Linked DNA regions of Mus musculus: region 2 is linked to region 1. The links are chromatin loops, found by intact Hi-C in ENCODE. Cell type or tissue: heart. All regions are shown on one strand.

Region 1 (8,000 bases):
GCAGCTAACAAGTTCTAGGGTATCTGATGCACTTTTTGGGCTTCTGTGCAACATGGTGCATAGACACATGCGCAGGCAAGACACCCATACATGTAAAATAAATAATTAAATCTTAAACTTAACTGCCAAGAATGGGGACAGCATTCTTCCAGGCCCAACAGTAAATTCTTTTCGACCCGAATAGACGTTTTTCATCTTTGGGTAAAATTTGAAAACATGATTGTTTTATGTGACCTACTCTTCAGACCACTGTAGCAAAATAGCGTAACATATATGGCATATCCACCATGGAAGCTGTTTCTCACAGTTCTGACTCGGAGGTCAAGTTATTTTGTCATATGCCTCATGTGGCAGAAGGAAGGGTCATCCTGGGTCTTCCTTGGGAAGACACCATTGCTATTCTTGAGGACCCCACTCTCAAGAATTAATCAACAGAGCCCCAAGGCTCTGTCACATAATGTCACTCCTTTGAGGGTGAAGGGCTAAGGTTTCTTTCTTTTAAAAAAAAAATTGTGTGTGTGTGTATATATATATATATATATATATATACACACACACACACACACACACACAAACACACACACACACACACACACCACTCACTGTAGCTGTTTTCAGGCACACCCAAAGAGGGCATCAGATGTCATTACAGATTATTGTGAGCCACTATGTGGTTGCTGGGATTTGAACTCTGGACCTTTGAAAGAGCAGTCATTGCTCTTAACCGCTGAGCCATCTCTCCAACAAGGGCTAAGGTTTCAACATGGACATTTTGGAAGATACAAACATCCAGACTATAGTGGTATAGGATTAACTGTTTAAAACCCCCGTGTGAGGGCTAGAGAGATGGCTCAGCAGTTAAGAGCACCAATTGCTCTTCCAGAGGTCCTGAGTTCAATTCCCAGCAACCACATGGTGGCTCACAACCACCTGTAATGGGATCCAATGCCCTCTTCTGGTGTGTCTGAAGAGAGCAATGGTGGTGTACTCATATGCATAAAATAAATATATAAATCTCTTCCAAAACAAAACAAAACAAAAACCCATGTGAGAGCTATAGCTATGTTGCCTCTCAAGGTGTAATGCCTATTATACAGTCCTTGTCCTTGTTGATTTCCAGGCATGTACCCAAGGGGCTAGTCAGTCAAGTTAGTTTCTCACAGAGGCTCTTAACATGTTTGCAAGAGTCGGGGTTCAGACACAGGCCCATGTGAGCTCAGGCCATCGTGGAGAAGTCGGGGAACGTGACTCAGAGTCCTAGAGTCACGGGGACCCTGTGGGGAAGATGGGTTCAGGAGCATAGATAGACATTTTCTCTGGAAGAACTTAAGAGCAAACCCCCAAGGAGAGAAAGGAAAATCCAAAGCCATCCTCATGACCACACGCCATGTTGACATTCCCAGTCCTAAGGGTGCTGCCTGGAGTCACAGCGGAAGGCTCCCAGCCAACCGCCTCAGCAGATACCAAATACCTGCAGCGAGGACCAAAGCTGCTCTACTCTTTACAAAGTCGGATCAGGCAGGTTCTCCAGGGCCAGGAGCCACAGAACCTCCCAGCCTCTCAGTCTAGAAAGGGCTCCTTGAAGAGCTTCCTAAATTATTAGAATTGCTGATCTCTCTCTCCCTCTCTCTCTCTCTCTCTCTCCCCCCTCTCTCTCCTCTCTCTCTCTCTCTCTCTCTCTCTCTCTCTCTCTCTCTCTCTCTCTCTCTCTCGGGTGGGGGTGGGGTGGGAGGGTAAGACAGTGTTGTTTTGAATTTACAATCTTCCTGTCTTAGCCTACGGAGTTCTGGGATTAGAGGGCAAATCACCGTGCCTGGCAAAATTATTTTTGCTCTTGGCTGCTTTTGGAGAGAGATTTCTTTCTAGCATGTTCCTTTAGAATTTGCAGCAAACTTCCATTCTGAGCAAAACCTTTCTGTTCTTGGCTTTGAGCTAATATTCTTTTCTTCTTCTTCTTCTTCCTGGTTCTGTTGATTATCTATTGGTTTACGTCAGTTGATACTTTAGTCCCATTTGAGAGATTACCTATGGAAAAATATATTATCTAAGTCGATTAGGGTGAAGGTTTCTTTAAACCGGGGTTTGTTTCTGCAAGACTTCCTTCCGAGTAACGGTTCTCACAGTGGCTGGCTTCTGGGTCTGTTCTGCTCACAGGACTCAGCCGGGCTCTCCATGTTTACGGGGGAGGAGGAAATCTTCGCCTTTCAGCGCACCATTTCCCGGCTCACAGAGATGCAGACGGAGCAGTACTGGATTGAAGGGGACAGAAGCAGGAAGTAACTGCCACTTTGACAAGATTAAAAGGAAAAGGTGACTGGTTAGGGCTGCGAGACAGTGAGATGTCACTGCGAGACGTCACTGCGTCACCGAGACGTGACGGGGATCATTTCGTCATCATCAATGCACTTTGCCCTCTGGACTGCTGCGTCTGTGGCAGTGGATGGACACACTGAAGAATTCTGTCTCCTTTGTAGATCCGAGTTTATTTATAAAGTGGAATCATCACTCTTGAAGATTACTGCAAACCCTGACATGTGTGCGCTGTCTGAATCATGAACGCACAGGCAGAGTATGCAGGATGTCTGTGCACCTCCCAGCTTCGGCTGCACAGTAGTCACACTGTAGAAATACATTCGCTGTAAGAAACAAGTGGCATCCTACTGTTCAGGTTAAAACAAAGAAAGCCTTCTGAACATAACTGAAGGGAAAAGCACTTTACGTTGGCCTCTGTATTCCTGTCAGTTAGTTGGTTAGGAATGGCAATAACCTTTGGGCCTCAAGGTTTCCTCAGCTCTAGAAAGAACACGTGTCTAACCAGCAGATCCAGGTTAGCAGGCAGTGCCTGAGCCCATGAGGACATAGGTTATAAAGCCATCAGGTAAGGAGCAAGTAGAAAATTCCAGCTGATTGGCAGGTCTCCCCTCTGACAGACAGCCAAAATGGGGCAGGTTCCAGGATCCTGATTGGTCGAGTGCTGGAGGAGGCAGAGCCAGAGCCACACCCACAGGAGCATGGACCATCCCTCCCTCCCCCCATCACCCAAGGTTTCCACTCTGTTCACTAGCTTCTGCTTGCACTACAGAGTCCACTCCCTGTCCTTGATCCTGAGTCACAGAGTTGGGCCTTGTAGGAAACTGGAAGGACACTTGATAAATCTTCTATAAATAAAAGTTGGTTTCTCCTTCATTGAGCTTGTCTGATTCATTTATGTAAAATCCATCTTTGCTGAATTTTATCACCAAAGGGAATTGGGTTGCAGTTATTTTAAAGGGCTGGAGAGATGTGTTGGTAGTTAAGAATGCTCGCTGATCTCCCATAGGACCAGAGTTCAATTCCTAGCACCCATTTTGGGTGGTCCGAAACAATCTGCAACTTAACTCCAGGGGCACCCACATGCACATGCTCACCTACCCGCACAGACAAACATACATACACATACATTAAAAATAACTCTTGTTTTTTAAAGAAGAGAATCTTAAGTTCTGGGCCAGTGAGATGGTTCAGCAGACAAAAGAAGCTTGCGGCACAGCCATGACAGTGTGTGGTTCAATCCCCAGGAGCCAGAGCTGACGGAGAGAACCAGTTTGTCCTGACTGCCACACCCATGCCTGTACTTACCACACACACACACACACACACACACACACACACACACACACACACACACACACACACACAGTTTAAAAACCTTAATTCCTTTTCAGAAAAGAAAAACTATGACCCCCCCCCCCATGTGAAAATCAACTGTTTGGGAGAGTAGTCAGTCATGTGCCTCGTATCAATATAAATACATTCCATGAGGCTATTTGTCATTTAATGATCTGTCCACATTCTATTTTAGATATTAACTCTTTTATGTCAAGCAGAGAGATAACCAGAGAAGCCAAGCATTGGAAAAGTCTGAATTAGGGCTTCTGAACGTTAAATGTGGTATGACTGTATGTATGATCATACAGATGGATGGATGGATGGATGGATGGATGGTTGGATGGGTGGATGGTTGGCAGATGGATGATGGATGGATGGGTAAATGGAAGGGTGGATGGATGGGTGGCAATGGATGGATGGGTCGGTGGGTGGATAGATGGATGGGTGGGTGGCAGATGGATGGATAGAAGGGTGGATGGATGGGCAGGTGAATGGGTGGACAAATGGCAGCTGGATGATGGATGTATAGGAGATGGATGGATGGATGGATGGATGGATGGATGGGTAGGTGGGTGGGCAGATGGATTTTTGTGATGCTGGCTACCAAACTCGGGGTCTTCCCCTATGCTAGGCAAGTGCTGCACCACTGAACTATATCACTACCTGGAAGATACTTTTCCTGAAGTGAGACACTGAATTCCATAGAGAATAAATGAAGAGAGAAGGCCTGGAGAGATGCTCAGTGGTTTGGAGTGTGTACTGCTCTTGCAGAGGACCTGAGTTTTGTTCTCAGCAACCACAATACGCAACTCTGATCTCTTCTAGCTTCCAAGGGCACCTGCACACATGTACACACACACACACACACACACACACACACACACACTTAAAAAAAAAACTCCTTGAAGAACATAGCTCACTATGTCCCAAGTTAATACTAGATAGTTCAGTTATATTGGTTTACAAAGTAGACCTACAAAGAGAATTACAGATCAGGAAACTAAGGCCTAGGAGACTGAAGTCACTGGAGGTCACTTCAGAGGTTCACATCTCACATCTATGAATTCATTTCATTTTACCGTGTAGAAACAGAACCATTTGATCATGACTTGTGAGTATCCACGCACTAACAGCACAGCTGCTGTTCTGAGCTAAGTAGAAACAGCTTAACTTTGTTTTTAAATCGTGTGTGTGTGTGTGTGTGTGTGTGTGTGTGTGTGTGTGTATCTGTGTGTGGTGTCTCTGTGTATATCGGTGTCTTTGTATGTCTCTGTATCTCTATTTGTGTGTGTGTATGTGTGTGTCTGTTTGTGTGTCTCTCAGTATATCTGTGTGTGTGTGTCTGTGTGTGGTGTCTCTGTGTGTGTCTCTGTAGGTCTCTGTATCTGTGTGTGTGTCTGTGTGCCTCAGTGTTTCTATGTGTGCCTCTATGTAGGTCTCTGTGTGTATGTGTGTCTGTGTGTCTCAGTGTCTTGGTGTGTATGTGTGTGCTTCTATGTAGGTCTGTGTGTGTGTCTCAGTGTCTCTGTGTGTATGTATGTGCCTCTGTGTAGGTCTGTGTGTGTGTATGTGTGTGTATGTGTGCCTCTGTGTAGGTCTCTGTGTGTGTGTCTCAGTGTCTCTGTGTGTATGTGTGTGCCTCTGTGTAGGTCTGTGTGTGAGTATGTGTGTGTGTGTCAGTGTGTATGTGTGTGCCTCTGTGTAGGTCTGTGTGTGTGTATGTATGTGTGTGTCAGTATGTATGTGTGTGCCTCTGTGTAGGTCTGTGTGTGTGTGTGTGTCAGTGTTTCAGTGTATATGTGTGTGTCTCTGTGTAGGTTTGTGTGTGTCTGTGTGTCTCAGTGACTCAGTGTGTATGTGTGTGCCTCTGTGTCGGTCTCTGTGCACAGTGCTGAGGTCTCAACCCAAGGCCTCACATGCCAGGCATCTGTCTCTCAGCCACGCCCCAATTCTAAAGCTTAGCTTTTGCCTTCCACATTTCTTAAAATGTAATAAAAAAAGACAGTGTAGATGGATAGACAGATGGACAGAGGACTGACCAAAAAAGGAACTGTCCCCGAGTGTATGGTATTGCTGGCACAGTGCCCCCACGCCAGTTTTTGTTCAAGGTCCAGGTTTGGACCTTAAAAGCTTGTTTGGAGATTTCCAAAGAAACATTCCGCACTCTGCACACTACAGTAAGGCAGGCCCCTGTTGGAGAGGGTTGTCTTCAACAGGGAGAAGCTTCAGGAAGGACGCATGGACTGAAGAGGAAAAAGCAGGGGGCACCTACCAACCCAGCCATGTCAGCCAAACCAACGTAGTGATCAGCTCATGGCAGATGGCACAGCCACATCAGCCTCATGCCTGAGGTCAGGCAACTCCCAGTGTAGGTGGCGTGTCACCCTGCTACTGAAGAGTTTAGACAGCGTTTAAAAACACCGTGTCTGTAGGGTGAGCTGTAGCACAAGGCTCTGCCTGCGTTACTGCAGGGTGCACATCTCCCATTCCCTTCTGTCCCTCCAGACCCCCAGCTCCCTAAGCCTTGTTTGGGGAGGCATTGGTGGAAGGGGCTGTATCAGTTGGGAGTGGGGTTCAGAGAGGAGGGCTGGAAGGCCCTGTGAGGGTTCTGCCTCCGTATCAGGAGGCAGGAGGATGGCGTTCACACATGCTGGAAATGATCCATCAGCATCCTGTTCTCTTCCCAAGGTCGGTCTCACAAGTCAGCATGCAAGAAAAAGGGAAAACCAGAAAACAACATGGCAGCCAGACCAAAAGGAAATGGGTGGTGGGATCCTTCAGCAAGCACTCAGATGCCCAGGACCAGAGGGGGCTGGACTCTGAGTGTTCCTCAGACTTGGGGCATTGCATATTTGTAATGAGCTATCTTTGGAATGAGACTACAACTTAAACAGACAATCAATTAAGTTTCACATACACCTTCTACATATAGCACCAAAATAATTTATATGACATTCCTAGTGCACCTGCATTTTAAATACATTCATTCCATGTTATATTATATATTACATGCATGGGTGTGTTGCCCGCGTGTGCATGTGCACCCTGTTGTTCATGCCTGGAATCTTCAAAGACCACAAGAGGGAATCAGATCCCCTAGAACTGGAAATACAGATGGTCGCGAGCTGTCACGTGGGTGCCAGGAACTGAACCTGGGTCCTCGAGGAGAGCATCAAGTGCCCACATTTTGACACTAACTTCTAAACACTTCATTTCCCCGCCTGTAAAATTCACACGTGGAAAAAAAAACCCAAGTGAGTGGGGCCAATATCTCCCAATTCAGCGTTGGAGTGTGTCCGGCCTTGAGTCTGTCCTCATGCTGAGTCAGCATCTCCGGAGGAATCCCAGGATTCCACCTAGGCAGCGGCGAGTCTGTCAGCTCTGGGAGGTCTTCCTCAGCCCTGACTGTGGCCTTAGGTGGTCTGCATTCTTCAAGAACCAGGAAACCCTTGTACTGGTTTTTACTACGTGACTCTTCTCAATTTTCTTTCAAAGGAGTGTTCTGAAGAGAGCAATAGCAAGCTTGCGGCAGATTGGTAGAGGCTTAACTGGGTAACGGGCTGACAACATAATCGGAAAGGTTCCATCCATGACTGTTGTAAATTATCCATCCTTGAGGAATGCGAAACTGAAAATGCAGCCTCCCTGGAGGTTTTCATTCCGGGGAGCAAGGACCGCAGCCCTCAGCCGCACTCCCTCCAAGGACACAGGCTGAGATGCTGGGGGATGTCCTGAAATCCGCTAACAGAAACTGTTGCTCGGTTGGTGGGCTTCAGCCATTTCCCATGACGAGGGCACCATCTTGTGGTCGGTGGGTGAACCGACGGGAAAAGTCTAGAAATTCGGGCTGGGAACTCTCAATGCTTCTTATTCCCAGGCCTGCGCTACCTCCAGAGAGTCAGGCGTCTTTTGAGATCCTCAGTCAATTCAAGAGTGGAGTGTGGTCCCGATATGAGACCCTCTTGTGACTGCTTCGGAGCTCCCTCCCTTTGGCAAGCTTAAATTCCTTCTCTGGGGGAGGGGCTCTGCCCTGGGCTCTCACTCCTAGCTTGGCTGTTCCTAAACAATGACTGGGAACTACAGCACTGTTCCCCTGTCTGTGTGTCTGACTTGGAGTCTTGGCGGGAGCCAACCTGTGGGTAGGAGGGTGGGGGGCTGGGAGGGTGAACTTAACACAAACTGGAATCATCCAAGAGGAGGCAACCTCAACTGACAAAACGCCTCCATAAGATTGGTCTGCAGGCAAGTCTGTGGAGGCATTTTCTTGATTAATGATTGGCTGCTGCCCTGTGAAAAGTAGGCAGTTCCTTCATGGTCTCGGGTTCAGTTCCGGCTTCCTGCCTTGGCTTCCC
Region 2 (8,000 bases), 220 kb before region 1:
CAAGAGGGGGGCAACAGAAAACAGCAGCAAGGAAATGAACAGGAAACCGAGCAGATGCTCAAGACACACTCTGCAATCCCTTCCTTCCTAGATCTGCTCTTCGATGATTTAAAGGACTTACTTCCAGAAGTCTCTGTTAGAACCAACACATCTCTTTCCCACATTGTCAATGTGTCAAATTAAGTGTTAAAACCTGCACAGAGAAAGGACCCTGTCCCACAGTTCTAACAGCGCCTACATGGAGGGAAGATACACATACAAAATGGTCTATTAAGGAAAAAAAAAGGCTGGGAGGTGTGTGTGTGTGGGGGGGGTGGGGGTGACACACACCTTTAACCCCAGCACTAGGGAGACAGAGTCAGTCCAGGTCTCTGTCGTTTGAGGCCAGCCTGGTCTACATAGTGAGTTTCAGGACAGTCAAGACTACACAGAGAAACCCTGTCTCAGAAAAATCAAAAAAGGTGGAGATATGCTCAGCAGGTAAAAGCACGGAGCACTGGCTGCTCCTACAGAGGACCCAGGTTTAACTCCCAGAAGGCAAATGGCAGCTCACAACTCTGCAGCTCCATTTCTCAGACTTGGGCCTTCCCTGGCATACAAATAAAATGTAAGATCACAACAAAATAGCCCACCCCAACCAAAAACAATAGAGCAGTGTACTAAAGAATCACCTTTAATTCAAGAGAAAGATGCGTAAGATGCTGTGCTGTATTTTCAAGGTTTCATGTAGCCCAGGCTATCCTTGAGTTTATGACCACTCCCCCAACCCTGCTTCCACCTGGGATTATAAGCTTTGGTCACCACGTAGACATTTTTGTTTCCTGTAGATATATATTCTTCCTAACAATGTTCAAAATAGTAAGTAGAATGGACCTTATAATTAGCAGGCCAGATACCTATAGAAGTCATGAATGGCTTATCTAGCAAAGATCCTCTTAAGCATCAAATAAATTAAGAAAACGTTGCTACATTTGCTGACTTATTTGTGCATGTGTGTGCTTAAGTGTGTAGCACATGTATGTGCACACTCCTAAAGGTGCGCGTGTGGATGACTCACAGGAGTCAGATCTTTGCTTCCCTTGTGTGAGCTCAGGTCATCAGGCAAGTGCCTTTATCTGCTGAGCATCTATCTCAGCAGCGTCATAGCCAACAATCTTTAAGTAGAACGAAAAGATTTAATTAGAATGCCTTTACTTCAGCTCAGATGGCCTCAATCATTCCGTGGCTAAGGATGACCTTATGCTTCTGGCCCCCCTACTGGGACTACCTGCAGGTGCCATCACGCTGGGTTTGTGTAGTGCAGGGATCTGAACTCAGGGCTCTGTGCATCAGAGGCAAGCACTCTACTGACTGCTGCATATATTCAAAGTTAATCAGAATTCTTTTTATCAATCTGCAGCCAGGAGTAGTAGGGCACACTCGTAATTTCAACATGTAGAAGCAGGAGGAAAAGACCTCAAGGTTATCTTTGGTTACACGGAGTTTGAGGGCAGTCTAGACTGTGTGAGACCCTGTCTAGAACACTAACACTTCTTGTATTTGTTTCTGTATGTGGGTTAAAAGGAAGATGTCTGCTAAATATACTGTTGAAAGCTAAAGAATCAAACCATGATGACAGATATTGAATGTCAGTTTCTAGCATAGGCCTTCGAGAAAAACAAATAACAGAAGGACCCACGTATGTTGCTCTTCGAAATGATGTGAGTAAGATTTCCAAACAGGCTGGACTCCCAAGATGCTTGCATAGTCCATGAGTACAAAGTAGAATGGCCCACAAAGACTGCAGAGCAGATAGATAGATGGTAAGGAACCTGGAGTTACTGTTTTACACTTTAGACAGTACAACATAATAAAAAGGCAGCCCAACTAAACAGACAAAATATCTCAGTCCACTTTTCTCCAAAGAGCACAGACTCAAGGAGTAAATGAAAAAAAGGTCAGCAGCAACACTGGCCACCAAATGGACACCAAAAGCCCAGTGATCCACTCACTCCCTACGCGACCAACACGGCTAAGAGTGATAAGCAGCACCGGAGAGCCGTGGGTTGCTCACACTGAGGGCAGGAAGGAGAATGAAATGCTGCACATACGGTACAATGGCACGGGAGCTGAAAGACAAACCTGGCTGGGCTACAAGGTGAGTTGGATGCTAGTCTGGGCAGCTTTCAACTTTCAAAAGAGAGCAGGCGTAGTTATGGGCTGGCAAGATGGATCAGGGGGTAAAGGCACGTCTGCCAAGCCTCATTTGATTACCTCCAGTGTAAAAAGAGAACTCACTCCTGAGAGCTGTCCTGGCTGTGACACTCATGACTGCAGGCACACATGCACATACCCAAATGTAATAACAAAATCTTAAGTTATGTAATTCAGCAACATAATCGTAGGTGGTTAGTCAAGAACAGTAGCAACCTAAGCATCTATCGAATGATGAATCGCTAGAGATCGGTACCTATCTTTGTGGATGGGCATTCTTCTAACGCGTGAGTCCCTGGGTTTCATTCCTAAGATGGCAAATGAAGAAAGATAATAAGAGCTGGAAAGATAGCTTGCTGGCTAAGAGCACTGACTGCTCTTCAAGAGAACCCAGGTTCCATTTCCAGAACACACATGGCAGCTCACACTGTCTGTAATGCCAGTTTCAGGACAGCTGACACCTTCTGGTCTCTCTGCACACACAGAGCACAGACAGACAGACAGACAGATATACAGGCAAACACCCACACACATAAAATGATAAATAAATCTTTTAAAAAAGGAAAACTATTGGGCAAATAAAAAAATGGTCTTTCTATACAACAGGCTATTATTTTGCAATAAAAATCAATAATGGGCCAGGGAGATGGCTCGACAGTTAAAAGCCCTTGCAGTTTTTACAGAGAACCCAGGTTCTGTTCCCACCATATACACAGCAGCTCACAACCATCTGTAACTCCAGTCCAGCGGATCTGATGCCCTACTCTGGTCTCCTCAAGTACCTGATAAGCCTTCATATGAGGCAAAATAATAAGCACACAAAATGAAATCTTTTAACAAGTGTGACATGTGCTACAATAGGATAAAACCTCGAGAACATGCAAACTGAGAGAAGCAGCATACAACACTAGGTATTCTGTGCTGCCATAAGGCCATAAAGTGCATACACGGTTGACAAGGATGGAGAGGAGAAGCTGAGAAGAGACTGGCCATCACTACCTAGAGACAGACACAGGAGTCCTTTTTACTCTTTCTCTCCCTTCCTCTTTCTCCCTTCTTTTCTCTAGAGATGGTCTTGTCATGCTGCTCTAGCTGGCCTGGGACTGTAAACCTACAAGGTCATGAACTTTCAGCAACCCTGCCTCTGTTGCCCGAGTGCTGGGACTACTCACAGGTAGGTAGGTTCCAGCGGGCTGAGCAAGCTTCTTTTAAAAGGATAATTGATGATAATGAGTTCCTACACTGTGGTTATGGGCTGTGTAATTCTGAACATCTTAGGTGAATTATATCACTAACTGTAAAGCACACAATTTATCTCTTGATAAAGCAGTTGCTGGGGGGGGGGAAAGTATATAATCAGCAACATTTATTAAACATTCCAGGAGCTGGAGAGATGACTCGGTGGTCAGGAACACTGGATGCTCTTCCAGGACCCCGTTTTAACTCCTAGCACACACATGCAGCTCACAACTGTGTGTAACTCCAGTTCTAAGAGGATCCAGCACCCTCATGCATACATACTTGTAGGCAAAACACCCATGGACTTAAAATAAAAATAAATAAATCATTTAAAAACATTCCAGTGTGCATATAAGCAATGTTTGGGGGAAAAAATGCAGCCTACCAAAATACTTCTTCATGGTCATTAAAATTTTTATTTTCCTAAATTGTTCAATTTGCCTTATTTTTTATCATATACATACATATGAATGTACATACATTTGATTTTTGAGATAGGGTTTCTCTTTGTAGCCCTAGCTGTCCTGAAACTGACTAGCCTGAACTCAGAGATCCTCCTGCCTCTGTCTCCTAGGATTGAAGGCGTGGGCCACCATGCCTGGCTTTATGTTTTTTATTTCCTACTTGTTTTAGACAGTTAGATCTTCTATCTACAATTACCAGCAGCCGTATATTGTAGTCCTTAATACTCTCCAGATTTTCCAAAGTCTTTAACTGAATTCACCTGTCCACTGATTTCTATGTGGTTTGGTACATGCTAAACATGCACTTTGCCACTGAGATGCACCCCTGGTCTCTACTCATGATATCTGTGTTATAAACTATGCTCCTATAAAAACCTGGGTTTAGCTTTTAAACTCCTCACACTCTGCTAAGTCTGTGTGCACAGCCCCAAAACAATATCATATATAAGACTTCTCAGGTGTGTCTCCTATGCCCACACAAGCTCATCTCAAGAATATCCATCTACCAGACAATAAGATCATCATTTTTATGAAACTTCTACATACGTGTGAGATAATAAAATATGCAGACTATGAGTTAAACAAAATTGGAAAATTATACTGCCCTTGAGGATGAGGAAGGACTGAGAAGGGCTATTACAACGTCAAGCTGCAAAGGCCCAGTTGCACTACTGAGCAGAAAAAAGAGCTCTGAACAGTGAGGACGACTGTCCTCTACTCAGGTACAGCCTGAGATGGACCCTTCACATAAGTCCTGCACCGGCTTTCACCCACATTCTGGAGCTCTTAAGTTAGAACTGGCACATTTTGCTTTAAAGTTACATGGTAAGTCAGAAAAGCATAGCTCCACTGTAAATAAGTCTTACCTTGCTCTCTCTTTCTAGTTCACTTCGAAGCCACTCAAAGTCACTGTATCTTCTTCTAACAGTAGATTCCTTCAGCTTGAAGATAGGAAGATTTGTCTGAAAGCAAAACAGTCACTCCTAAGTTGAAGAACATTAAGACATTCAGAAAGGGAGGGAAATGTCTGGCACACTGATAAGGTGACAAACATGGTTACCATACAAACACTGTAACATTATTAAGCACAATGCCCAGGCTAAGCCTTGACTACCCCTCACTATGTAGACTAGGCAGGCCTTGAACTTGCTATCATCCTGTCCTGGCCAGTTAACTCTTCTTTTGGCAATGCTGGGCCGGAGCAGCGGCTCCTCACACCAACCTGAGTCTCATCTCCAGTTCAAAAATGTAACTGTTTTGTTTTCTCCTTTGAAATTCACTTCTCTTGAATGTGGGTGAGAGGGTGTCTGGGTGTGCACGTGGAGGTCTGAGCACAACCTTGTGGGTTAGTTCTTTCCTTCTACCATGTTTTGAAGTAGGGTGTCTTGTTTTAGCTGCTAATCTGTGTATTCTCGTGTGTCTGGCCTGCCAGCTCTGAGCGAGTCATCCTGCTGTCGGAAAGCTGGGGTTACAGAAGCCTGCCACCATGTCATCCAGCTTTCCAGCAGGGGTTCTAAGAGGCTGAACATGCATGGCAAGCACTGTCATTTGCTGAGCATCTCCCTAGACCCTAAATGGTACCCTTAATTTACAACCTTAGGGTACCCAAAAGGTCAGGGAGTGTTAGAATTTATTTATCACTAGGAGAAAATTAGGAGTCATATAAAACAAAACAGACCCTAACATAAAGGGTAACTAAGGGGCTGGAGAGAGCAAGAATCCTTCTGCAGGATCAAGTGCAGCCCTCCACACCCATGCTGGTGGCTCACAACCACTTGTAACGGGTTCCGAGAGATCCAGTACCTTCTCTGGTCTCTGGCTACTGTACTCATGGGCACATGCCCATAGTCTTTAAACGATGCAGAGCTTTACAGGGGAGGGCATTTTAAGAACTGAGACCATGATGCTGAGTATTCGGAGGTTAGTCATAATGCAACACAATTTTTGGACTAAAGACTACTTGTTGCTATTTCTGCCAACTTTGGGGGAGTGGGTGGGCATGGAGGGAGGCTGAAACAAGGCCTCTCTATATAGCCCTGGCTATCCTGGAACTCACTATGCAGACCAGGTTGACTCTGAACTCACAGGTATCTTCCATCTCTGCCTCCTAATAGCACTGAGATTAAAGATGTGCACCCCCAGCATTCCTGATCCAGTAACAAGAGGGTCCCGATGGCCAGGGCAGGTAAAGGTGCACTTTCTATCAAGCAAAAATCCAATGCCAGAAACTCATGCGATCCAAGGCGGGGAGCTAACTACTGCAAGCTGTCCTGACTTCCACATGGGTACTGTGGCATGTGCACGTGTTCACATACAAATAAACAAATGTTAAGGAACATTCAAATAAGAATTGGCTGGGGGGCGAGGTGCAGCTTAGTAGTAAAGTGCTTAACTGGAAAGCCGAGGTCCTGGATTCAATCCCTAGCTGAGAAAAAAACAAAACCACAAGTCCATTTTTATCATTAGCCAAAAAAATATTTTAATATGCATGTAAGAATTATAATCCTTGTACTCTGGAGGCAAAGTGGGATATCAAGTGCAAAGTCCCTGTTACAAAGTTTACCGTAGAGCTCAGAAATTACTTCATGCAGCAAATGCCAAGCTCTATTAAAGTTCTACTTAATTCTACCGACTCTCTTGGGTCAATTTTATTCTTAATTCAGTATTGCACTTGGAAACTGAAAACTGTTTTATAGCTGAGAATCAAAAAAACCCTGAGGCACCTGGAGGTGAGCACTTCCTGCTGTGTAGACCAAGGCACCGACCTTGCTGTGGCGTCCATTGCTTCGAGCACTCTGCTCACTAGCTAAGTTTAATGCCGTCAGTAAACAGAAGAATGCCTTCTATTCATCAGGACCTTGAGTTCAGTTTGTAGTGGTGTCAATTTTTTCCAAAGTGTATTCCCTTCTATGTTGTACAGCTTAAAGCTTGGAGCCTTCTGCAGATGCTACTGGGCATAACAGCGTATAGGTTTCAAGCATGAAACCCGACCTCACGAGAGGTTTGAAAGCACTTGAGCTTTCTTTCCCAGGTAACCACAACATTTGTTCATTGTATTAATGACTAGGAGCAAAATTGCACCTAACAAGACTCTTATTATACTAAAAGTCAAACTTGCCTTTAAGAGGCGCTGGCTTGCTATACAGAGGGGCATTCTCACTCCTCAGAAGGGAAAGCACCAGGTCCCCTGGAGAGCGGGATGATGATTCCCAGAAAGAAAGCGCTGGATTATGTCTCTCTAATTTCACCCACTGGCTTTTTAGCCAGGCTCACCCTTCCGCATTAAAATATTAAGTCTTTGTAAGTGTCTAAAGATAGAAAGGTCTTTACAGAGCTGAGTGTTTCTGCAGGTGAGATTTTACATTCTGAATTCCCTCCTCTCAAATTACTTTACAAAAGGGATTAACTGCTCTCTTTATTCAGTATGTTAAGATCAAGCCTGTGAAAAGAGGTCCCCAAGAATTTTCATACTTCTGGGTACGGAAGTCTGTAAAGTTAATCTCTCAAACAACATATCAAGCTTACAGGTACAATGTTGAGGGCAGAGAGCCAGCTCGGCTCATTTTACCTCCCATTTTCCCTTTTGAACTTTTGACACAATCATGATTATATCTGATTCTCTCTAATTGAGTGAGGAATGAGAGGAAAGTCTCTTCCCTTCTATATTAGCTTGTAGTTTTTCTATTTGAAAAGGGATCTTTAAAGTTTACTCAGCTGGATATAATTTCTCTTCTTGTACAAGTGCTACACTGGAGTTCTGACAAGGTCTAGCAGGAAACTCTGGGCTTAGGGTGTGACGGACTAATGACGGGAGAGCCTTTGCCCAGTAGAGGCTCTCTAGCACTGTAAGAACAAACAATCAGATTATTATTTTCCCATTACACTTAGAATACTGAGCTTGACTGCAGGTGTCTGTCAATGTTTTTCCTAATTAATTTCAGGAGCAGCTAGCAAGGCCAGCATTAGATATAAGGCTCAGAACTGTCACCCTCAGCTACAGAAGTGTGAGACCTGCCTGTACTATATATATGTCTCAAGAATCAAGTTTTCTTGAGGCTTAGCATTTAGAAGCACTGGCTACTCTTCCAGAGGACCCGGGTTTGA

The links. Peaks named below come from ENCODE experiments on the same cell type or tissue, not always from the same donor. Only the 100,000 strongest peaks of a DNase experiment are listed, where the experiment ranks them.
Region 2: it touches region 1 in a loop (2.2-fold over the local background); 3 of 42 quality-filtered maps call a loop at or near these places.

What each region holds. Positions count from the first base shown.
Region 1 is chr10:42,307,771-42,315,770 of GRCm38, reverse strand. Afg1l (AFG1 like ATPase) reads left to right here. Exons shown (of 13, transcript NM_145743.2): 13 at 2,155-3,186. The coding sequence ends at 2,280. Among named protein-coding and RNA genes, the nearest start is that of Foxo3, 35 kb to the right of the region's middle. In heart, a CTCF peak has its summit at 7,447 (motif pointing left); a DNase peak (open chromatin) is centred at 7,430; H3K4me3 peaks cover 998 bases; H3K27me3 peaks cover 50 bases.
Region 2 is chr10:42,522,812-42,530,811 of GRCm38, reverse strand. Snx3 (sorting nexin 3) reads right to left here. Exons shown (of 4, transcript NM_017472.4): 2 at 4,763-4,858. Among named protein-coding and RNA genes, the nearest start is that of Snx3, 25 kb to the right of the region's middle. In heart, a CTCF peak has its summit at 7,717; no DNase peak of the experiment used is centred here; H3K27ac peaks cover 488 bases.